Regions from separate parts of the Homo sapiens genome. Here regions 2 and 3 are each linked to region 1. A link is an interaction called in ENCODE POLR2A ChIA-PET data of the cell type or tissue named here. Cell type or tissue: A673. All regions are shown on one strand.

What was found. ChIA-PET counts read pairs that join two places held together with the same protein. Peaks named below come from ENCODE experiments on the same cell type or tissue, not always from the same donor. Only the 100,000 strongest peaks of a DNase experiment are listed, where the experiment ranks them.
Region 2: POLR2A ChIA-PET joins it to region 1 with 9 read pairs; 2 of 35 experiments call an interaction of 5 or more read pairs at or near these places.
Region 3: POLR2A ChIA-PET joins it to region 1 with 5 read pairs; 7 of 35 experiments call an interaction of 5 or more read pairs at or near these places.

What each region holds. Positions count from the first base shown.
Region 1 is chr12:63,936,874-63,944,873 of GRCh38, reverse strand. The region is part of intron 1 of SRGAP1 (SLIT-ROBO Rho GTPase activating protein 1); the gene reads right to left. Among named protein-coding and RNA genes, the nearest start is that of SRGAP1, 96 kb to the right of the region's middle. In A673, no CTCF peak of the experiment used is centred here; no DNase peak of the experiment used is centred here; H3K27ac peaks cover 4,997 bases.
Region 2 is chr12:64,095,785-64,103,784 of GRCh38, reverse strand. It overlaps SRGAP1 (SLIT-ROBO Rho GTPase activating protein 1), which reads right to left. Exons shown (of 22, transcript NM_020762.4): 15 at 6,410-6,544. It overlaps LOC105369798 (a long non-coding RNA gene), which reads left to right. Exons shown (of 2, transcript XR_945018.2): 2 at 4,142-4,365. Among named protein-coding and RNA genes, the nearest start is that of KICS2, 120 kb to the left of the region's middle. In A673, no CTCF peak of the experiment used is centred here; no DNase peak of the experiment used is centred here.
Region 3 is chr12:63,884,409-63,892,408 of GRCh38, reverse strand. All of the region lies in intron 1 of SRGAP1 (SLIT-ROBO Rho GTPase activating protein 1), which reads right to left. It also overlaps the pseudogene LOC100419700. Among named protein-coding and RNA genes, the nearest start is that of SRGAP1, 44 kb to the right of the region's middle. In A673, no CTCF peak of the experiment used is centred here; no DNase peak of the experiment used is centred here.

The sequences.
Region 1 (8,000 bases):
GCTAGCAGGGCACTTTGTGCCTCACTGTGCAGCATGCACCTGGGTTCCTGTCTGGCTACAAAGTGAACCTTCCCTTACCAAAGCTGTTCTAGGGAGCTTTTATGGGAGTGATGGAATACTTTTCCGACTGGGTTATTTCTTCTCTGCACTATCAAAGGCAACCTTGGGCCTCAGCTGTATGTCCAGTGGCATGTTTGTGAGTGGAGCAAACCTGTTTACATAGCAGAAGCTTTCACATCTACTACTGTTCCGGTGGCCCAACTGTGCAGGAGGGGTAGAAACAAAGGGCAGTCAAAAGCCCTGGCTCTAAAGCTGATAGAGACTGAATGAATGTGTGTCCCCCTCCAAATCTACAGGTTAAATCTTAATGCCCAATGTGATAATATTTGGAGGTTGGGCCTTTGGTAGGTGATTGGGTCATGAGGGCATTAGTGCCCCAGGGAGCTCCCTCACCCCTTCTGCCATGCAAGGTTGAGAAGATGACCAGAAAGTGGGCCCTTAGTAGACATTGAATCTGCCTTGATCTTGGACTTCCCAGCCTCCAGAACGGTGAGATATAAATTTCTGTTGTTTACAAGCCCTTCAATCTATGGTAGTTTGTCATAGCAGCCCAAACTGACTAAGACAAAACCCAAGCTTTGCCACTTACTATTGTGCAACCTTGACACATGACAAATTACTTAATCTTCTGGGCCTCAGTTTCCTCAATTATAAAATGAGGATGACAGCACCTTCCCGAAAAGAGTTATGAGAATCTGAGGCAATGTGCCCCCAATACATGGCTGGCCATTACCAAATGAGACAAATGCTTGCTACCCATTCCTCCTTACCAGCTGAGCTCAACCGCAGGACCTAACATGTACATATACATCCAACTGCCAAAGGGCTACATATCTTTATCTACATTATGTGAACTCTCTGTAGTGGTATTTTTCCTGAATTATAATTTAATATACATTCTTGGATTTTCTGAAGGTAGATTTTAAAAATATATTCATCTCATACCTTTCATAGGCTTTCTCCCTATGGTTTCATATTCCAGCCATGTACTGCTGATGCCTAAAAAAATCACCTAAATGTTGGTTGGCCCAGATCTCTCTGCCCAACTGCAGATCTGTATACCCCATGGCCCACTGCATATCTCCATTCTTGATGCCTTCAGGCAACTCAAATTTAACATATTGCAAACCAATCACCTTTGCCCACCTCCAACCCTCAAAAACTTACTCCTCTTCATTTTCTTATACCCCTAGAAAAAAAACATAGAATAGTTGTTAAAAGCCTGTACCCAAGAGCCAGTCAGCCTTACTTGGGTTCAAATTTCTTACCACTTACAAGCTATGTAACCTTGGAAAAATTATTTAACTTCCCTTTGCCTCAATTTCTTTAAGTGTAAAAAGTAGAATAATTAACAGTACCAGTAAGGTTTATAGGAATTAACATGCTAATGCCTATATACACTTGGATGGGGGCCTGGCATAGCTAAGAGCTCAATGAATGTTATTGTTACTATTAACTAACTCTGTGGGATATAAAAAGATTTCTCTTTGATGGTAGAAACCATAAATTTCCTATTCTCCATTGTATGATCAGCTCCTGGCACAGGGCCTTGCACATATTAGATGCTCATTATATTTTTTAACTGAGAAAAAATGTCTGCAGCTTATTATAAAATTACTATGAAGAGACTGTCAATATTTTGTTCCTTGAATGACCATTAATACAGAAATATGTACTAAGAAAAAAAAATACTGTTTCTCCTGGTACAGTGGCATACTTCCCTCCACCAGATAATAAGTGACGTACAACTCACTGAGCTTCCCTTTCTGAAACTTTCGAGAAACATACGAACTTGGGATTAATTTGTAGTAACCAGACTTAGCTTAGATTTCCTGGTACCTATTACTCTGAAGAGCCCCTTTTCTCATTTTAATGCTTCTATTGAAAATTGGCTAAAGTAATTTTTAGATGTATTCATTTATTTTTAAAAAACCTATCTATATATTTAGTGAGCACTTTTAATGTTAAGCATTGTGCTAAGAACGATAACAAATTGTTATTGTTATTGCTAAACAAAAGAAAGCGTCTGCGCTGGGAGACGGCACTGGGAGAAGAAACGGATGGAAGGCAGGAGTAGGATAGAGGACAGGAAAGAGGCCAGGCTCAGAGAAGAAAGAAAAAAGCAGCAGAAGCAAAGTGGACTCACTAAGTGGCAAGTGTCTGTGATGGTAATAATGGTTCATTATGTTTGCTGAACAACTACAACACTGATCATAAAGTGGAAAAAACTCTTCTGAAGATCTAGACCGGTGGAGGCACCCCACAGAATCCCTGGGCCCAGCTGGGACTGAAAGAGAACAACAGCATATCAGCAGAAATCTGAAGCAATGAACAAGAAAAAAGAATGTCATCCTACCTAACAAAGTGTACCAAATCTTCCAAATAATTTAAGATGGGTTGCAATAAAGGGTAATAAACATATTTTAATTCACAATTATATCATTCACTTAGACATATTGTATATGTCATTAAATGTATATGGCTAATTTAATTACATAGAAAATCTAGCTATAAGTATTACTGTGTATAGTTATTCTCAAGTAGGTACTTTCTGTTTAATTAAAGAACTACAATAAAGTATTTTTCTTAGAGTATAAATGACCATGTTGAGGACTGCTAGAATTACAATGATGCCCATAGAGAAATTTTTCAACAAGACTACCTTTATATCCTCATTCTTTAGTACAAATAGAGGGTGTTGAGAGGGGGAGAGTTTTACAGAATTGATAGAGGGATCATAAAAGCACAGAATGTTAGGTTCTTCCTTCAAAGGAGTTCCCCTCAGATCATTACTAGCACACACTTCCTCTTGTTTTAAACAGAATTCTAATACACTCAGGATCTGATTTCCAAACCTGTGATTTCCAGGTTTGGAACTTCTGATTTCCAAACCACATGATCCCAAGGAGGGATAATGTGATAATACATATCCTAAGAAAAGCAGACAGAAAAACTAAAAATATCACAGCCAGGTGGGGTCATTCTATTCAACAGAATCCAGGCTCGTTGGCATCATTGTACCAGAGAACAAGGTTAAATTATTTCCCACAAAATGTAATATATCAGTCAAGGAAATGCTAGAAATATGTTAGAAAAGGCTTTCCACTCAAAGGATCAAGTCCTTTTTTTTTTTTTTTCTAACTGGCATGTTAGGAGGAGGAGCTGTAAGTCCTTTTTCAAAACACTTGGCTACATTGAGGATTTTTCAAAAAATGTTCACACATTTTACTGTTAAGAGACAGCTTTGGTGAAACCCAAGTGAACTTCTAAAATAAAATCCCAGTTACAATTTTAGAGAAAACCATGAGCTTCACCTCTTATGTATGCAGCATATTGTATTAACTGCAGATCAAACGGATCACAGACATTCTCGAGATACATTACTAGTTGAGCTGATGTCAAATTCAATGGACCTGATTGGTATTTTTTAACCATAAAAAAACCCATCCTATCATCCAGGTCTCCAGTTAGAAGAAGATAATTAGTTCATTTTTTGGCATGATGACAAGACCTAACAGCCATTCCTTTTTTTATTCAAACAGAAGGACAAGGGATTACAGTTAATCTTGGCAGTTGTACCAAACTGCAAAAGCGCAAACAGTAGGAGAGAAAGGTTTTTGGGGTAAAGAAAGCTAATTAATATATATTAAATATATATTAAAGACTAATTTAATATATATTTATCAGGGATTAATGTTACCTTAAATATCTTATTTACCACAATGAATGTATTTTTCATAGACCAGCAACACTAAACGATGCCAAACATCACTTCCATTCAGAAGCCATTAAGTTTCTGACACTCGGTCTCTAGAGAACACCCAGAAGAAACAATCCCAGCTCTCATCTAGAGTAAAACTGCCTTTATCAGGCCGCGGGAAGGTAATGTACAACTGTGGCAATGATAAGCGGCTAGTTGTTTTTAGGCGGCCTCCACTGTCCATATGCCGATGATGCATAATTCATAGGAGATGCCACATGCTGCCTGAGGCAGGTGCCCTTGTGAGCCTTTCTGGTCACACTCTGAGGCATGTTGCCTCCAACGATGATAACCCTGGAATGTAAGAAACAAACGGAGGCACAAACAATTTCCCTAAATACTGTTTTTAAGCTGATAGTTAGAGGTCTGCTGAACACAGAATACAATTAAGAACAATTAGCCATTCAGTGGCACAACCACAGACAGTTCTCCTTGTGGCCTATATTTTAAACAAAGAGCCCAGCTTTCAGGCAGAATCCTCAACTATCCTGCAAATGAAGGAAGTATAAAAACTGCTTCCTATTTCCTGGCTGACCTCAATTCCAGACAGCAAACCCCCACCCCCTTAACACATGGCCCATCCCCTTCCTCCCCTGACACAAACACTCCTTGATCATAGCTATTCTGCTCAGCCTTTTTTTTTTTTTTTTTAAGTAGGGGAAAAGATAAGCAGTTGTATGAGAAAGAGGCATTTGACATAATATCAGGCTGGGCCACAGAAAAAGAAAAAGGCAGGATGGAGTGGGGGATGGAAGGAGAGAAGAAATTCAGTAGTAAGAAATGGGAGACAGAGGCCAGGTGCCATGGGTCACGCCTGTAATACCAGCACTTTGGGAGGGCGAGGCGTGTGGATCACTTGAGCTCAGGAGTTCGAGACCAGCCTGGCCAACATGGTGAAACCCCATCTCTACTAAAAATACAAAAATTAGCCAGGCATGGTGGGAGGTGCCTGTAATCTCAGCTACTTGGGAGGCTGAGGCAGGAGAATCGCTTGAACCCGGGAGGTAGAGGTTGTAGTGAGCCGAGATTGCGCCACTGCATTCCAGCCTGGGCGACAGAGAGAGAGACTCTGTCTCAAAAAAAAAAGAAAAGAAAAGAGAGATAGAAAGATTGTTTCATTTCTACAAGAGAAAATGGTTAGGAGTGAAGACAACACACTCACTGGACTTGAGAGTTGCAGAGACTTTACAGATCTTTAGGTTCAATCTCTCCATTTCACAGAAGGGAATAAAGGTTTGGAGCCATGGAGCCACCTTCCAGGGTCATGTCAGGTGTTTATCCTAATTAGAGATTTTCTAAGTATGAGCACCCTTGGGAGAAGATGCTAGCTTAACACTAGGAATAATTCTTCTTCTCCTGAGAAACAACTTGTTTTTTACTTCTTGGTTGCTGTTCACAACCTGGTGTTTAACAGACCAGGTTTCCCTTTTCACTGGAAGAAAAAACTTCACAGGAAGCCAGGGGCCCACTCATTAACCTGCACTTCAAACACTATGGGGTGCATTTATCTTGGTCTCTTTTCTAGCTTCCCTGGATGCCTTTTTTTCTCCTCCTTTCTTTCGGGTCTTCCATTTAATATTTTTGTTCTTTTGTATTTTATGAATCCTTGCAAGTTCCCTTACGCCTTTCTGAAGCAAAAACAGTATATTGCAAATATCTTATAGGACACTTGCCATTCCAAGGAACTTGAAATATTTTCTTTGTTCATATAGTCTCACTGGAACTTGCTGAGGAGGGAGGTTGAGTATTACTCCTCTACTTTACATCCTCCCGTTAAGAGTCTGAGATCTGTCTTGGGATTGGTGCTCTTATACTTATCTTCTCAGAATATACTTCCTCCTAAGTAAGAATTGGTATACTAATTGACCACTCAGTGCAGAATTTTTTGTTTTCTAGACAAGGTCTTGCTCTGTGGCCCATGGTGGATCTAGTGTGCAGTGGTGTGATCACAGCTCACTGCAGCCTTGATCTCCTGGACTCAAGTGGTCCTCTTGCCTCAGCCTGCTGAGTAGCTGGGACTACAGGCAAAGCCATCACACCTGGCTAATTTTTGTATTTTTTTGTAGAGATGGGATCTCACCATGTTGTCCAGGCTGGTCTTGAACTCCTGGGCTCAAGCCATTTTCCCACCTCAGCCTCTTGAAATGCTGTGATTACAGGTATGAGTCACTACACCCAGCCCAGATTTTCATATCAAAAAAGTATATCACAATTTGCTCAGATTAAATTGAAAAGTATATTAGCAAACCATATGCCTTTAAGGTCAATTTTCATTCAACTTAAAGGAATTTCAGGCTGGAAAAAAAAAAAAACCTAAAAACATTTCTGAAGAGATTTCACAAACAGTAGTAGAAGGTGCTAACATGGTAAAAGTTATTGCTTCACTCTATTTCCATATGTGTGCAAATAGCATGATAATCTATACCACCTTCCAGCTGTTTAACCACACAAGGCATCATTGTTATTTGGACAATATTGCCTAGAAAGGAAGAAAAGAGAGGAACAGGGAAGGCAATCAACTATTCTTTTCTGTTCACTTTCCGTAAGGATGGGATTGGCTTGGGCTAAGGTAAGGGGTCTTTCTCAAACTTCAGGACACAAGCAACCAGCCAGTAAAAACCCACCATGGCTCCGCAGTAACAGGTGACAGGCGAGCACAACCGGACACCCTGGCAAGCCTGGAAGACTCCACCCCGAACCAGGGCGGCATCTGCTCTTCCACCTCTACAAGGGCTCCTAAAGATCCCTGCATAATTCATGGGACTCAAGGAGAGGTGAAATGTGAACTGGCTAAAATGTAAGCATTTACATTTAGAAGCAGAGGAGGCACCAAACCAGGCTCAGAAATATAAAAACAGGCCTTTGGTGTGGCTCTGCAGCTTCCATCTCTACTCTCCTGTGCATCTCCCTTGCCCTGGGCCCTTTCTTCTCTGGCCACATGACCAGCTTTGGATGCTCATCTCAGTAGAAACCGCTGAGGGTTCCTCTCCGGAGACTGTTACACATGGCTTAGTCCACACAGACAGTGTGCCAATGTGTAAAACACTCAACTTACTTTTTGGCTGACCTGGTCATCCAGGGCTGCCTGCTGCTGTGTGGGGAGATGTTGGAGATTCCAGGCCAACCGTGCCACGGGGCGCTTCTGGACACAGTGTGCTGTTTCCACATGCTGTGAAGGGGCACGCAATACCAGGAAAAAACAAAGACTCCTGATGTGGGTAAAAAGAATAAAGAATAAGAAAGCGCTGTGGCTTTGCATTTAGAGTGCACCCGTTTTATTAGTTATTAGTGAGGGACAGCAGTTTAAGGCGAGCTCCTAGGTGTTAATATAACATGCTACATGTCTCATTAAGAAGCTACAAAAGGCCGTTTATTGTTCTCACGCTAAAGGTCCCTGTACACAGAGAAATCAAAACGTCAGGATTTTCCTGTCTTAGTCCTAAGGGAGATCAGTCTTTGAAGAGGATATCAAGCTATCCAAATTCAGCATCCCTGCTTTAATTAATCTACCATATGGGGCCCAGATGTCATAGACAAGTCACATTTGAACTAAGTAATTCATAGAATACTACTACATTTCATTTGCAGTATGGATAATGCTAAATTATCCACATCTAAAGAGAAATGTTCTTGGGGTTTCTGGTTTTCCCTTATTTCAAGTTCTATAGTAGATTATATATAAAATGGTACACATATAGATATACAACTTGTCACCAAGATGAAAGGACTTTTAAAGACCTGCCTCTCTTTTTGTGCTGTATGATTATGGGCCATTGTCAGCAACATCCCAGTTTTTCCTACTAAATGAGAAATTAACTCTAGCCTGGAATTCTTAGGTTTCTACAATCTAATCCCAACTTAATTTTTTGATGCAGTTATCATGACCAACCAATGTGCAACATCCACTGATCCCAACATGAGATTCATGTGCCAAATGCTGAGCACACTTTCACTCTCTGCTGCTTTTCTTTTCTTCCCTCTCCTCTGCTTTGGATCCCTAGCTCCTAGAATGTTACCTGGGCATAGAACAGGCATTCACTCCAGAACTGATGAATTAAGTACCACATCTCTCCACTGATATGGCGCTCTCTCATTTGAAAAAGCAGAGGGAAAACAGAAAGATTTGGAATTGGTAAATTTGGATTTGGGTCCTTAGGCAAGTGGTATCCTTTTAACTTCA
Region 2 (8,000 bases), 160 kb before region 1:
AGATGTTTCCTATTCTGCTGAATTATCATATTGAGGTTAGTAAAGAAACTGAGTCTTAGCCTAGAGAGCTTTACCTACTCAGTTCAGATACTCAGCCTATTAAATATTTTTAAGGATAAAGGAAAAATTAAGAACATTATTATAAGGCATCAAACAGAAATTTAGAATTCAGAGAGAAAACTACCATGTATGTCAATAAAGCTGAAAGAAATTTTTATAGCAAAAACATATATTGAGCACCAGAAAAAGAGTTCAAAAGCTTTTTTCATGAAATAATCAGAAAAGGCAAATAAATTTAGGTACTAAGAAGCTCATCATAGTATTTTGGTATAGTTGCAAAATCACTGGAAACAATCTAAATGTCTAAACTAGGGGATTTGTTACATAAAATAGAAATCATTATAGGGTCACTAAAAGCTATATTTTGAAAATAATATTATTGAGTTTTAAAAAAGTGGTTTATGAAGAGCCAGTATGGCGTGGCATAATTTTTTACAACAGCTTGGCCGGGCACAGTGGCTCACACCTTAATTCTAGCACTTTGGGAGGGCGAGGAGGGTGTATTGCTTGAGTCCAGGAGTTCAAGACCAGCCTGGGCAATGTTGTGAAACCCTGTCTCTACCAAAAAAATACAAAAATTAGCTGGGTGTGGTGGTGCACGCCTGTGGTCCCAGCTACTTGGGAGGCTGAGGGGGGAGGATCACTTTAGCCTAGGAGGTTGCAGTGAGCTGTGATCACGCCACTGCAATCCAGCCTGGACAACAGAGTGAGAGCCTGTCTCAAAAACAATTTTTTTAACAACAGCTTTATTGAGATATAACTAATATACCATATAATTTACCCATTTACACAGTTTAACAATGATTTTTAGTACACTCAGAGTTGTACAAGATCACCTCAATCATTTTAGAGCATTTTCATCACTTCAAAAACAAACCTCTTATCCATTAGTGGTCACTTGGTACGATATAATTTTTATGAAAAGTACATAGGAGTGTGTACCCACAAAATGGATTTTTTGGCAATCAAAAAGAATGAAGTACTGATACCTACTGTAACATGGATGATCCTTGAAAACATTATGCTAAGTGAAAGCCAATCACAAAGGACAACATACTGTATAATTCTATTCATATGAAACGGCCAGAACAGGCAAATCTATAGAGACGGAAAGTAGATTAGTGATTGCCTAGGGCCGGGGGTGGTGGTGGTTATGAGTAAACGGGGAGTAATTGCCAATGTTTGCTAACTGGGGTTTCTTTTGGGGGTAATAAAAATGTACTATAATTGATTGTGGTGATGGTTGCATAATTCTGTGACTATACTAAAAACCACTGGCCTGTACTCTTTAATGGATGAATTGTAGAGTATGAGAATTATATCTCAATAAAGCTGCTTTACAAAGTACATAGGTACTGTAGAAAAACTCTGGAAAGATACTAAAAACGTTATCACTATCTCTGTGTAGAGAAATTACGATTTGTTCTTAGTTTATAATTTTTCTACAGTGATAACATGTTAATTGCATAACATTAGGTTGGTGCAAAACTAATCGTGTTTTTTGCCACTAAAAGTAATGGCAAAAGCCGCAATAACTTTTGCACCAACCTAATAAATAAAGCATTGACTACTCATTCGATGATTTAAGGAATTATTGTTGGTTTTAAGGGTATGATAATGGTATTGTGGTTATGTTGTATATTAACATGAAACATAGTATTTGTTGTTGTTTGTTGTAAACAAAATGTGTACATGCCAGTGATTCTCTTTGGGTAGTGGAATTATGGAATTTTGGTTGACAATATTTTGTTCTATGTGCTTTTGTGCATTTTTCAGGTACTCTACAATAACTACATGTTGGTTTTGTGATAGGAAGAAAAATTCTCCCTTAAGAAACCGTTTCCTCATATCCAAGTAGTCACCTAAATAATAACACCTAATGTAAAATGGAATGAAAAAGTTTCATCTGGGCTCACAGCCTTAAGGCAGTCAGAAAAAAAAACATGAATTACTTGAGTGGCTTTTCTAGGGCAAGTCACTTGAACTTATGCCCTAGGAAATCTCAGAGCCATGATGCAGGGATATTCTACAAGCTGCCCAGACTTTGTGGGTATGACCTGGAGCATTGACAAAACCACTCACAAAGTGGATGGTTAAAACAAAACAAAACAAAACAAAATAACTCTTGGGTGAGAAACTGAGAAACTACCAAGTTTGCCACTTCAAATTTATGTTGCATTTGGTTTTACTATGTCTTCATCCAGATAAATAATCTTTAAAAAGAAATGTACAATAAATTGGGGAACAAATAGTGCATATTTTTAAAAAAAGAATGCTAAGATAAATTTCCTTTGACTACATATATTTGTAAGCTTCCAAAGAACGTGGTCACTCAGGGTCATAAAGCATAAACATGGCTGGATAACTACTCATCACACACACACACACACACACACACACACACACACACACACACCCCTTTCCCCAAACAATCCAAAAATACGGAAGCGAAAAGTAGTGGGTGCTACAGTGCCTTATGCAAACTCTTAGAAAAGATGAAAAGGGAAGTTTTTCTATACAAAATAACTGTCATGTGAAATTACTTTAATGGGGAAAATCAAACCCAATTACAGCAATGCTACAAGATGACAGGGGTAAAAACAATCTATCACTCAGATCTCTCTTTCCTCTAAAATTTCAAAATCTTTGTTTCTATCATATATTAACTTAGCCTGCATTTATTTGTAAATATCTTACCTTTCCTACTACATTTTAAGCCTCTTAAATGCAAGAATCAAGTCTCTGAATCCCTAGACAGTTTTATACATTGTAGACTATTAATCAACTTGGTTCAAATCGTCAAAAGTCTGCAATATTGATAAGGGGATACAATGATAAAAGATGTATTATGCTACTCAAAGGATTTATTGAAAATCCAGGAAAAATGCAGGAAAATCCAGGAAAAATGCATTATGGTCACATTGGTAAGAAAAAAATGCTTGCTTAGAGATAATAACATCCAAGAATCCTCTCTTTCTTAAGAGGTTACATGTTGGAGGAAAAGGGGTTGTTCTATAAAGAGGTTGTTAGTGTCAATATGTATGTTTTTGAAACACCTGCCATTCTGTAAAACTTTGCACTAAAAGTAACAAGACTTATGGGGAAAAATAGGATTGGGGCAGACTACTCAACATTTATGAAACTTTGTAACTACTGCACTAATGAAAACATTAACAATCCTATTAAAATCCAAGGATTATGAATCCATTGATTTTGATTAATCCATTGTTTTAATACAGGAGGGAATGTCATTGTAGCTTCTTCACTTGCACTTGAGCACTGTAGGTACCCTTACATGAGATATCTCCATAGATTTTTTCCTTGTAGTTTACATATTTGCTAAATATGACTCTAATTGTGAGAAAGCTTGACATTGATTGCTACAAGGTATTTAATGTGCTGGGAAAAATCATGCTGGAAACAATGTAACTTGAGGATAACACAAATATTTCTAAATTCACGTGAGTTAATTATGCCAAAGAAACACATACTTAGCAGAACAGACAGATTGATAAGTGGCCAACCCAGGTATTGGCATATGTGACCACAGTTTATAGTCAGAGTAATTGTAATAGTAGTAATGATGACAGCTTGCAACACTTACTGAGGGTTACTATGTGCCAGGCATGATGTGAAACCCTTTACATGGACTGTCTCATTTATTCTTCACATAGACTCTATGAAGTAGGTGAAGAAACAGCTATTTAATAAGATTAAGTATTAATCTTTGCCCAAGTTTATACAAAGTTGGAAAGTGGTAAAGCTAGGATTTGAACCTAGATCTTTCTGACTCTATGGCCTCAGTTATTAAAAACCACTATGAAATGATATTTTTCATCCAATAAAAGTGTGAAATGATTCTATAATGGTAACTGACAATGTGGCCCAACACTCTTTATCCAATTGGTACATGTACATGTTACAGCTGACATGATGTATGGACCTAGAAAACCACTAAGCATTGTACAGCACTTGTTATTTTTCCAGACTTAAGCTTTTTGGCTAGGATGTGAGGGAAATCTTTGGACATGGCCAAAGGAGAATTCCAGAAGTGAAACACCTCCTTTTCATTTCTTTCCAGCTGGGTCAGAGGTTCATTGTGATGACTCAGGCTACGCAAGGGCCGTGGAATGGACGTGCAGCTGTACTTCTAAATTCCAATGGGACATCAGACTGGGGAGGATTATGACCGGGAAATTCATACCCAACTGGAGCCAAGACTCTAGGCACTGATGCCAGACAAAGAACTCGTGGTGGAATCTTGACTTTTCAATTCATTTCATCTATAAATTCTATTTAACTTAACATGCTCCAGGAATTAACTAATTCCTAACCTTCGGGAGTGGACAAATGTTAGGGCTGCAAAACTACTCCACAAGCCTGTGGAGCTAACTGTGGGCACTCCATTGAGCATATTCTGTGCCAGGCACTCTTCTTGGCATTTTACACATATTAACTCACTAAATTCTCACAACCCTATGATGTAAGGATTAATGTTCCCCCTATTTTATAGGTGAGGAAACTGAGATGCAGAGAGCTTAAGAAACCTGACTAAGGTCACACAGCTGATGAGTATGTGACAGAGCTAGGATCTGAAGTAGGCTCTTTGAATCCAGAGCCTCTATTCTTAACCTACTGCCTAAACTCATTTTCTAGTAGTAGGAGACAGAGGGGTTAAAAAAATTATAATGCGGGGAGATCAGAAAAATTCTGGACATACGTACCCAATAGAATAATGGGAGAGGAGAAAGTGATTAATCCTGGTTGGAGTGGTGGGGAGGACAGAGTTGTGGGAGGAATGCCAATTTGGCAAAGCCTTCACAGCAGATGTTGAATGGTTATCATGGACAGCTGAGGAAACAGCATAGGCAAGTGGATGGAGGTGGGAAATGGCCCAGCATATGTACAGTCTGCTACTGCTGAAATATACAGTAAATATGGTAGGGTAGCAGGAGAGGGCTGTGCAGCAGTAGCAGAGATCAGAGAGAGGAATAATTCAATTATATGAATTGGCCATGCCATGGAGTTAGCTTTTTTATTTTTTTATTTTTTTTTGAGACAGAGTCTTGCTCTGTCACCGAGGCTGGAGTGCAGTGGCACGATCTTGGCTCACTGCAATCTCTGCCTGCCAGACTCAAGTGATCCTCCTGCTTCAGCCTCCCAAGAAGCTGGGAATCCAGGTGCATGCCACCATGCCTGGCTAATTTTTTATTTTTAGTAGAGATGGGGTTTTGCCATGTTGCCCAGGCTGGTCTCAAACTAATGGAGACCAAGCAATAAGCCCACCTTGGGGAGTTTGCTTTTATATTGAAATAGGTTTTAAAAAGGGGAGAAAGCAAGCAACCCAGTTTTTTTTTTTTTTTTAACTCTAGCTGCAGTGTGAGAATGCAGGGCCAGGGGGTAGGGGTTGGGAAAAGAAGGCAAAATCTAGAAGTAGAGTCCATTTAAGACACTCTAACTATCCCCAGTGAGAAACCAAGGTGATGGGGATGGGGAAGGAGGGATGAGTAGTGAGATGTTTTTTTTGAGGGCAGATCAATAGGACTTGTTGATTCAGATGGGGGGTGGAGGGACTGTACGGAGATTTCTTTATTAAGAGTAAAAAGTTGATTCTTATGAAGCCTAAGTGATTGAAGTCAGCTCTAGACTCTTGCTGGGAACTCGGACTTAAAAGGGACACTGTATTTTTAGATGCATGGATCTTGATTGTGGCTAATAATTAATTCATGGTATCATTATTTTCACCTTCCTTTGTATAGTGTCAAAAAGCCCCCACTGAAGTAAACAGCAATGCTTTACTTTGCCAATGATTATCGGTTTCATAATATGTCATACACAATCCCAGAGCAACTCTGCCTATTAGCTTGGGTTGCCCACTGACAGATAATTACCACCTGGTGTTCCTGCACTGTAATAAGGATCTTTGATTTCATTTTATCCATTTCTTGAAATAACATTGAAAGATGGATAAATTACCCCACTCCTAAAATTGGTTGAGAAAAACCAAGAATCAAAAGCCAAGAAAAGGTCACATTTCCCAGCTTACAACTTCCTCCTTTCCCTTAGGCAGCTGGCACCTGGCTTTCTGCTCAATTCCAGCCATGAGTGGGAAGCTCCTGGCTTTCTGGAGCCAGAGGATGTTCAGGAGGAAAGCCCACTCAGCCGAGGGTGAGGCCACAGCTGGGAGGATGACTCGCACTGGATCCAGAAAGAAAACAAATGGTCCCAGAAATATGGTGGTAATGGGGTAATGGGGGTGGGGGTGTATGGAGGGGGGCCACTGCCTTTTCCAGGAAGTTAGCTAGTGAAATAATTCTTGTGGGAAAAGATGAAAAAAATGTCCACTTACTGATACAAGAAATCAGATCGTTAAATCTTTCCTTAGGAAAGAGGGGGTTTTCCAGCCCACGGAAATAGAGCTTCAGAACGCCAGCAACTGAGTTAATATCATGGTTACTCTGGTCATCAGCCAAAGGATTTTCACCTAAAAAAAAAAAAAAAACTCATTACATTAACAGTGCTTCTTTTTCTCTGAACAAAAATATATTTCTATGAACATACACGTTGCTATATATACATGTATCTTTTAATTATGCTTTATGAAAGATTATATGGTACTAAAATTAAAATAATTGGTTTAGATATCCCACCCCATGATTAACCTAAAAACAGTTGACTAAAATAAAGCTTTTAAAATCTTATGCTACTAAATAATCCCTTACAAGTTACTCAAATCTTAAAATAAAATATTGTGGAATTTATAATTTTACCCAACCCCCACTTTTTTTAAGCTGAAATCTGTAATCTTAGTTTGACATGAATTCAAACACTACATCCTGTGTTTCTTACCCTACTGGGAAAAAGACACACCATAGGTCTGTCTGACTATGCTATATGGGTCAGCAAAATTTATCAGAAATGTCATAGGTGCCACTGAATTGTGAACACCTACAATTAAATAAGTAGGTATTTCCCAAAGTGGCATGGTGGTGTTCACAGCACATCTGAAGGCTGTCTTGAGCAGAGGCAGACTCTAAAATCAGATAGAGGAACTTGAAAATGTACCTTTCATGTTACCAAGGAGTTTGTATAAAAAGTGGGAATTTAAAAAATATATCACAAATATAAAATTATTTTTTTTATGGTAAACAACTTTAAAATATTAGGCAACTAGTCTGGTGAGCGTTTCTTTCTGAGAACTAAATTAAATTATTAGGCAACAAGTCTGGTTATTGTTCCTCTAGAGATAAAATCCTTAAGAAGTTCAACATAAAATACAACCTTAAATCAAATTCTGTTTTTTATTTACAGTTTTATGCTTCTCTTCTAAAGTTCACAAAAAGTGTGCATTGCATTTTAACGTATTTTTTTGCTTCTTAGGGCAATTTATTTTTAGGGATCTGTTGTTCTCTTTTCTCTGTTCCTAGGGCAAGAAATCACTGAACATGAATTTATCAGAATATAATAATTACTATTATTTTTGCCCACTGTGAGAAAGCCTCACCCAAGCAGATCACAAACAAATAACAAATACTGGGAAAATTTCCAAGGAAAAATGATCATGTATTTTGCCTGTGGTGGCTAGCACAGAACCTGATACTTTACCATATTTCAGCTTACCCTGAAGATGGCCAATGCATGAGACTTGGCACATGTGGCTGCTCTGCTCTAACCATCAATTTTTACAGTTTTGCAGGTGAGGAAATCGAGGCCAAATAGGAATTGAGCGACTTGACCCGTATCACATGATTGATTAGTGGCTGAGAGTCTGATATGATTCTAGGTCTGCCTGACACGAAAGTGTGCAGCTTTGCTAATTATAATGTGCTAATTGGAATGTTTCTAACATAAGGAAATGATATGTGCTTCAGGTGATGGATATCCCAGTTACCCTGATTTGATCATTACACACTGTATGCCTGGGTTAAAACATCATATAT
Region 3 (8,000 bases), 52 kb after region 1:
TAGAATATTTTTAATGATTTTCATAATGAAACTAGTAAGAATGATTCCATGTGAACAATGATTATTACATATTTTATGACTCTTCATTATTTTTCAGGGCTGTTTTTCATTAGCCCTATTTGAGATTAAACTTACAGATATGGCAGTAAGCACCAGAAAAACTGAAAACAGAACATTTAAAAATGGTTGACCCTGTAATTCAAGACTAGAGGTAGGGAAGGAGGGAATGGTTGCTTTTCATTAAAAACTTATTTATCTATTTTGTTTTTAAATTATGTGCATATATTACTTTGATCATAGTTTTTTGTTTAAGTTACATAATTGAATCTGGAAAAAGAGTCGTATGGTAGAATTTCTGGAATGAATATTTTTTCTACGACCTTCATCTCTTTTCTTTTTTCTTTTTTTCTTTTTTTTTTTTTTTTGAGACAGTCTTGCTCTGTGGCCCAGGATGGAGTGGAGTAGTACAGTCTCAGCTCACTGCAGCCTCTGCCTCCTGGGTTCAAGCAAATGTCATGCCTCAGCCCCACAGTAGCTGGAACTATAGGTGTCTGCCACCACACCCAGCTAATTTTTGTATTTTTAGTAGAGATGGGGTTTTACTATGTTGGCCAGGCTGGTCTCGAACTCCTGGCCTCAAGTGATCCTCCCACCTCGGTCTCCCAAAGTACTGGGATTACAGGTGTGAACCACCATGCCTGGCTGCATAATTTTTTTCAAGGGGGACATAGATTTGCGTCCTTTGTCAGTATTTTTACTGAATATACTAATATGTTTCAAATGTTAATGACCCATCAATAGTTTCCATCAGCTCAACAAAGCATGCCCTCCATGCTAGCAGTATGTGAAGGGATTTACTAGGTGCTACGGACCCAACCAGATCCTAAGTAATCCCCTCCCAGCTGTAAACCAACAGGTACTAAGAGAAATATGGGCCAGCCACAGAAGTGGTTCAGAGGAGAGAGTGATCAGTTTGGATGGAAGTCAAAATAACTTCAAGAGAAATGGCTGAACTAATGAATGCATGGTGTGGAGATGGTAGGAAAGAACGGTATGAAGGCAGGAGACTGGGTAGGTCTCTCTCTTGCAGAATAAGTACACTGGGCACACCCGTAGGACAGGCAGTGACAGTAACAGAGCACTGCTCCATGTCAGCAGGGGAGGAGTTTCCTCGGATAACAAGAACTCAGGTGTGGCGGTGAAGGCCACTGGCCTTGGTAGTGAGGAGCGTCTAATAAAGGCATCCAAGGCCTCCATGAGTGTGGAGGAATGAGCCAGAGCTATGCATGGGAGTTGCAAGGAACAAGAGAGGGCAAGATCCAGCCAGGTGGCCAGACCCCTGAAGAGGAAGGGCTTCTGTACAAGGAATAAAAAGAAGGTGTCTAGAATCAGCAACATGGAACTAGGCAGGGCCATTACCTCCTCCCAGCCTTGGGAAAGCACAGAGCTTCCTTTAGAAAAGGCTACCAGAGATGTGTTCTCCTTTGCGCAGGGAGAACAAGATGGTGGAAACATAAAGTTTTGAAGGAACAGTCTGTGAAGAGGGTCAAGAGATGGGGGCATTTAACTTACAACAGAACCAGTTCTCCACAGGGCCCAGTGCAAAAGGACAGGAAAGGGACCAGGCAGACAGCCTATCACTGCCCGTCTCCTGGGGCCTGCAGAAACCCAGGTGAAGAGCTTTGATTTTGCAGGGATGGGGGCTCAGGCAGGCCTGTCCTGGGGGAGCTCAGCAGGTGTCATCTAGACATGGGCTCCTTTCCTTCCTCATCCTAGATGCAGCTGGTCACTGCGGAGGAGAGGAGTAACTGAGGGCTGGGCACAGGGCCCACACCCCACAACTCACCTTACATGGCTCACACTACAAATTCCTGTAAATAGCTTCAATTTCAGTGGTCAGCTGCTTTTCTAGCTTCCCACAACAAAACCCCACAACCTTCTTAATTAACATGTTGTGGTTTTTTTCCTCCACTGTGGAAGCAAAACTCAAACTTTTGCTAGTGCCCACTGCAGCGAATGGCATGGAGGAGGGAAAAGTAGACACTTTAGGGAGAAGCATCCATTCACATGCTCCACTCACCTACACCCTCACTACCCGCTTACTCTCTCCTGCCTTTGGCCTCTCTCCAGCTACACTTGTTTCTAAAGTATAAGCGTGGCTCTTCAAAAACAAACGGTTTCACGCTTTTCTGGTAAAAACAGCACTAACTTCTTGGGGTTGAGTGGGAGAGGTGTGAGCTAAGAATAACGGTGAGTTATTTTTCCCCTGCTCTGGGCCAGGTATCAGGGCCTGGATTACACCAGAAGTACCTGCAAAGTCAAGAAACATGATAAATGTGAATCTGCAGCAATCTAAAAGAGATAGAAAGGAAAGAAGCTACAGACCAGTTAGGAAGAAACGACATGTCATGGAACAAACAGATAAAGCAAATGAATGATTAACCCATGGTAAATAAATACTAAATAACCATCAGAAATTCTTTTTCTTTCTTTTTTTTTTTGAGACTGAGTCTCGCTCTGTCACCCAGGCTGGAATGCAGTGGTGCAATCTTGGCTCACTGCAACCGCTGCCTCCCGGGGTCAAGTGATTCTCCTGCCTCAGCCTCCTGAGTAGCTGGGATTACAGGCGCTTCACACCACACCCGGCTAATTTTTGTATTCTTAGTAGAGACAGGGTTTCACTGTATTGGTCAGGCTGGTCTTGAACTCCTGCCCTCATGATCTGCCTGCCTTGGCCTCCCAAAGTGCTGGGATTACAGGCGTGAGCCACCACACTCGGCCGGATTTTTTTTTAAAGCCCCCTAAGGCCATTGATATTCTCTCTGTAGCATCAACTCTATTGCATTGGATTCCACTGTTTCCACACGGCATTGTAGAAAAGTCTATGGACTCCCATTTTCTAACAGCAGCAGCAGCTGCTCCTATGACTCACTACTTAGACTGAGTATTCACACAAGATATGCTGTTTTCAAATCTACTTGAGTAGAGGAATAGGAACGGGGATCACCCAGGCCAGAAGCTGTTGCCGCCTCTTCTCTCCACCTCCCAGCACAGAATTCTGAAAGGAGGTGAAAGCTCTCTGGTAGGCTTGGTATGCTGTCAGCAGGGCATTATGTGTGAACCTTCAGGGACAGCAAATGTGGCTTTGTCCCTGTCACCCAATCACTCACTCGTCCTTCCATAAAATGCATGGAGCACTGAGCCCCCACTCTATGCTTGGCCCTGCCCTGAGAACTGCTGTCACAGGGGTGAGGAGCTTGCAGATAGATATTGTCCCCATGTGTGCTTTCAGGGGATGGGCTTTCCAGGGAGAGGGAACAGCATGTGCAGATGATGAGGTGTGGCCTCAAGGGCTACAGAAAACAAAGCTCAAGAAGTGGAAAGCAGCAGCTATGGGTAGGGTTAAGGGTGTGAGTTTCTCCTGGACCAGGCCTGCACCCTCATCGACCCTCTCCACTCATGGTCCATTCTGGCTGCCGGGTGCAACCTTGGTTTGGGGCAGATCCCTGCCCAATATTCTTGTTGTGTTGTGGCCCAGCTGTGGCAGCTTGGGGTGTTACAGAGAAACTGTCCTGCCATGAGCCATACATTTGGCCAACCTGTGATACAATGCATTGTTTTGTGCAGAATTATCTAATGATGTGGGCCCAAGTCTTGTCCTCCTTGATTATTAACAGAAGGTGGTACTATGTGCTGGGATAGCTGGTGTGTTAACAATTCCCTTAGCTTAGGCAGAATTTCTCAGTAGGTAGAAACAAACAAACAAAAAATAAAACCTTTCTACACAGAGAAATGAGAACATGCCATTAGAGCTCAGCACTAATTCTAGTAAAAGTAAAGCTCTCGTCAGGTTTTACCCCGTTATGGAAGAAGATACAAGCCTAGAATGTCAGATCCTTGAACATGTCCAACCATGTGATCTGGTGCATCTCGGGTTTATAATAAACCAATTTGGGAAAGAAAAATCACCATGTACAGATTAAGATGAGCCGATGTCTGATACTGCAAGAAAGAGCTAATCTCTATATGCAGAAACTAAATCCATAAAGACACAAGTGGAAAAAATACAATAAGCTTAATACTATTAAGGGCAAAAGGAAAAAAAACTCAGGGTTTTCATACAGAGCTCTAGAGTCTCTACAGAAGGTCAGATGAAGACCGGAGGAAGCTGTGTGAAAGGTTAAAGACCTAGCAGCTCCCCTTGGAGAAGAGAACACAGTTGGTAACTGGGACACAGGAGACAGAGACCATGTGGATGAGCAGCAAGAGAAGCCAGGAGGAAACCGACAGATGCTGCCGGGTTGTGTGCATCTCAACACCCAGAAGAAAGAGAAAAATAAACTCTATGCCAACATTTCTAAAAAAGAGGACACAAAAACTGACCTGACAGATCATCTTAACAAGCTTTGGATTGAGGGAACCTCAACTGAAAGTACAGTTCAAAATCTTCAGGACAGAGGAAAGGAAATGAATGAACGTTGTCAGAAAGAAATGGAGCTTCTCAGGATATTACCTGTCAAGGCAGATCATGACTTGGAACAAGAAGAGGAAAGTTCTGAAGCAAAAGACAAGATAAGCCATGAGGATGAAGAGCTGAAGACCTTCGAAAGTAATTCAAAGACCTTGAAGAAAGGGTGGAAGGAACAATTTCTTCTTATCATCTTAGATTCTGTTCCTTGAACTAACAGCACATGATTCCCGGGGGAGAGTGTGGGAGGCTAGACAAAACCTTTTCATCTCAAGGGTGGAGGCTGCAGACCTAAGACAATTCAAACAGCCATTCAACTCGAGTTTCTAGAAGTGATGATCCACCTGATGTTCCAAGTGGCACAGGTGTCAGGGAGCAAATGGCCCCTGGGAAATGGTTCACATCTTCAAAGACAGGAGGGTCTCCCACCCTTCCCCTCAGACTTGCTTCTCGGCTGCAAAGCTTTTTCCTTCTTCCTCCATTGCCAAACCCAGTGTTTCCAGTGGATCCAAATGGGGAATTTATGGCCAGAGGGCTCAGATAGCATGGAAACCCCTCTCCTTCGGAAAGTGTGAATAACCGCTGTCCCCCAACACCAATCCCCCACTCCCCTGCCATGAGGTGGCTTCCCATCAAGGGGCTCCTGTGCTTATCCTTCCTTATGAGCTAGATTTTCCCTGGACAACCCCATGTAGAAAACGGAAGTGAGTTGCCTTCTGGGGTCACTGAGCCTCCACATGACCCCACTGGTTAAAATCATTAAATCTGGCCAGGCACGGTGGCTCACGCCTGTAATCCCAGCACTTTGGGAGGCTGAAGCAGGTGGATCACCTGAGATCAGGAGTTCAAGACCAGCCTGGCCAACATGGTGAAACCCTATCTCTACTAAAAATACAAAAATAAGCCAGGCATGGTGGCGGATGCCTGTAATCCCAGCTACTTGGTAGACTGAAGCAGAAGAATTGCTTGAACCCAGGAGGAGGAGGTTGCAGTGAGCCAAGATCACGCCATTGCACTCTAGCCTGGGAGACAGAGCGAGACTCCATCTCAAAAACAAAAACAAAAATCCTTAAATCCTCTGGAGGGGGTCTTTGCTTATTCTTTCTTCTGAAGTTGTTTCTGAATTATTTAAATTCAGTAACAAAAAAAAATCCCTTTTAAATGTGTTTTGGCCAGACGTGGTGTCTCACGCCTGTAATCCCAGCATTTTGGGAGGCCAAGGCGAAGGATGGCTTGAGCTCAGGAGTTTGAGACCAGCCTGGGGAACATGGCAGAATCCCATATCTACAAAAAATAAAAAAATTAGCTGGGCGCACACCTGTAGTCCCAGCTACTTGGGAGGCTGAAGTGGGAGGATCGCCTGAGCCCAGGAAAGTCAAGGCTGAGTGAGCCAAGATTGTGCCTGGACTCCAGCCTGGACGACAAGGTGAGACTGTCTTAAAAAAATAAAAATAAATAAGTACATAAAATGGTTCATTTCTAAAATAAAAAAGTAAAAAAAAGGGTTTTTACTTTGGCTCAAATTACAACTTCATATAAATTTTAGACTAATAAAGAGAATATTTAAGTTATTTTCATTGGCCAGGCACGATGGCTCATGCCTCTAATCCCAGTACCTTGAGAGGCCAAAGGGCGTGGATCACTTGAGCTCCGGAGCTTGAGACCAGTCTGGCCAACATGGTTAAACCCCATCTCTACTAAAAATACAAAAAATTAGACAGGCGTGGTGGCACATGCCTGTAGCCCCAGCTACTCAAGAGGCTGAGGCAGGAGAATTGCTTGAACCTGGGAGGCGAAGGTTGCAGTGAGCTGAGATTGCGCCGCTGCACTCCAGCCTGGGCAGCGGAGTGAGACTCGGTCTCCAAAGGAAAAAAAAATTATTTTGATTATACTATATTTTATAGAAAATGTAAGATCCAAACTTTAATCCAATGAGCCAGACAGATTTCCTGAACAACATATTATCCATGATCAGTTCGGATATGAGGACATTTGAAATAGCAAAATGCTTTTCTTCCCACCGATGATTCTACATAGCACAACAGCAGGAGAAAAGTGAAAGTTGGTCTCTGTGATATTATGATTTTGTGTGTGTGTAGGCATTCATCCATGGTTCCTGGCTCATAACTTCCAATAGCCCTTGGTGCAGTCATTTGTTATAGCCTTGGGGCACTTCAGGCATCAGGAGCAGACCCTAGAAAACAGAATCTCTCTCTCTGAACTTCTCCTGTTTTTCTTCTACTTGCCCAGGCAGGACTCTAACCTGATTGTGGGTCAAAAAACTCTCATTCCTGAGAGGGTCTTGCCCCGTACCTTCAAGGAAAGAATGCTGTACAGAGAGGCCAAGAAGAATTTAAACAGACAAGCCTTGCTGGATTCCTCCACTCAGTCTGTTAGTCTGAGATCATACCCTTTTTGTTCAATCACATTTCTACATGGTTGTCAATCATGCCTATGTAATGAAGCCTCCACAGAAACCCAAGAGAGTGTGGGGAGCTTCTGGACAGCTGAACATGTAGAGGTTCCTGGAGCGTGGTGCCCAGGGAAGGCATGGAAGCTCTGCGTGCCTTACTCCATACCTCGCCCTTGGCATCTCTTCATCTGTATCCTTTGTAATATCCTTTATAATAAACCAGTAAGCGTGTTTCCCTAAGTTCTGTGAGCCACTCCAGCAAATTAATTGAACCAAAAAAGGAAAGTCATAAGAACCCCAAGTTGAATCTGGTTGGTCAGAGGTTCTGGAGGCCTGGACTTCCTGGTGTCTGCTGCTTGTTGGTGGGGAAAAACTCTCACACATTTGGTCACGGAAGTCTTCTGTGTTGATTGTTGTAGTGTGAGAGTAGAGGAAAAACAGTTTGAGAGTTTTTCCTAAACAGCCTCCATAAACTTTAGTGGATTTTTAAAATCTACTCAAATAAGAATGGTGGGTGCGGTGGCTCACGCCTGTAATCCCAGCACTTTGGGAGGCCGAGGCGGGCGGATCACGAGGTCAGGAGATCGAGGCCATCCTGGCTAATGCGGTGAAACCCCGTCTCTACTAAAAATACAGAAAAATTAGCTGGGTGTGGTGGCGGGCGCCTGTAGTCCCAGCTACTCCGGAGGCTGAGGCAGGAGAATGGCCTTGAACCTGGGTGGAGCTTGCAGTGAGCCGAGATCGCGCCACTTCACTCCAGCCTGGGCGACAGAGCAAGACTCCATCTCAAAAAAAAAAAAAAAAAAAAGAATGGTGGTGACCAGAGACTGGGAAGCGGGAAGAGGGGAGAGGTTGGTCAATGGGTACAAAGTTACAATTAGGTACGGGGAATAAATTCTGGTGTTCTACTGCACAGCAGGGTGATTACAGTTAACAGTAAAATACTGCATGCATACTACCAAATAGCTAGAAGAGAGGCTTTTGAATGTTCTCACCACAAAGAAACAATAAATACATAAGGTGCTGGGCGCACTAACTACCCTGGCTAGATCATTATACAACACAGGTATGTACTGAAACATCAAATTGTACCCAATAAATATGTATAACTACAATGCA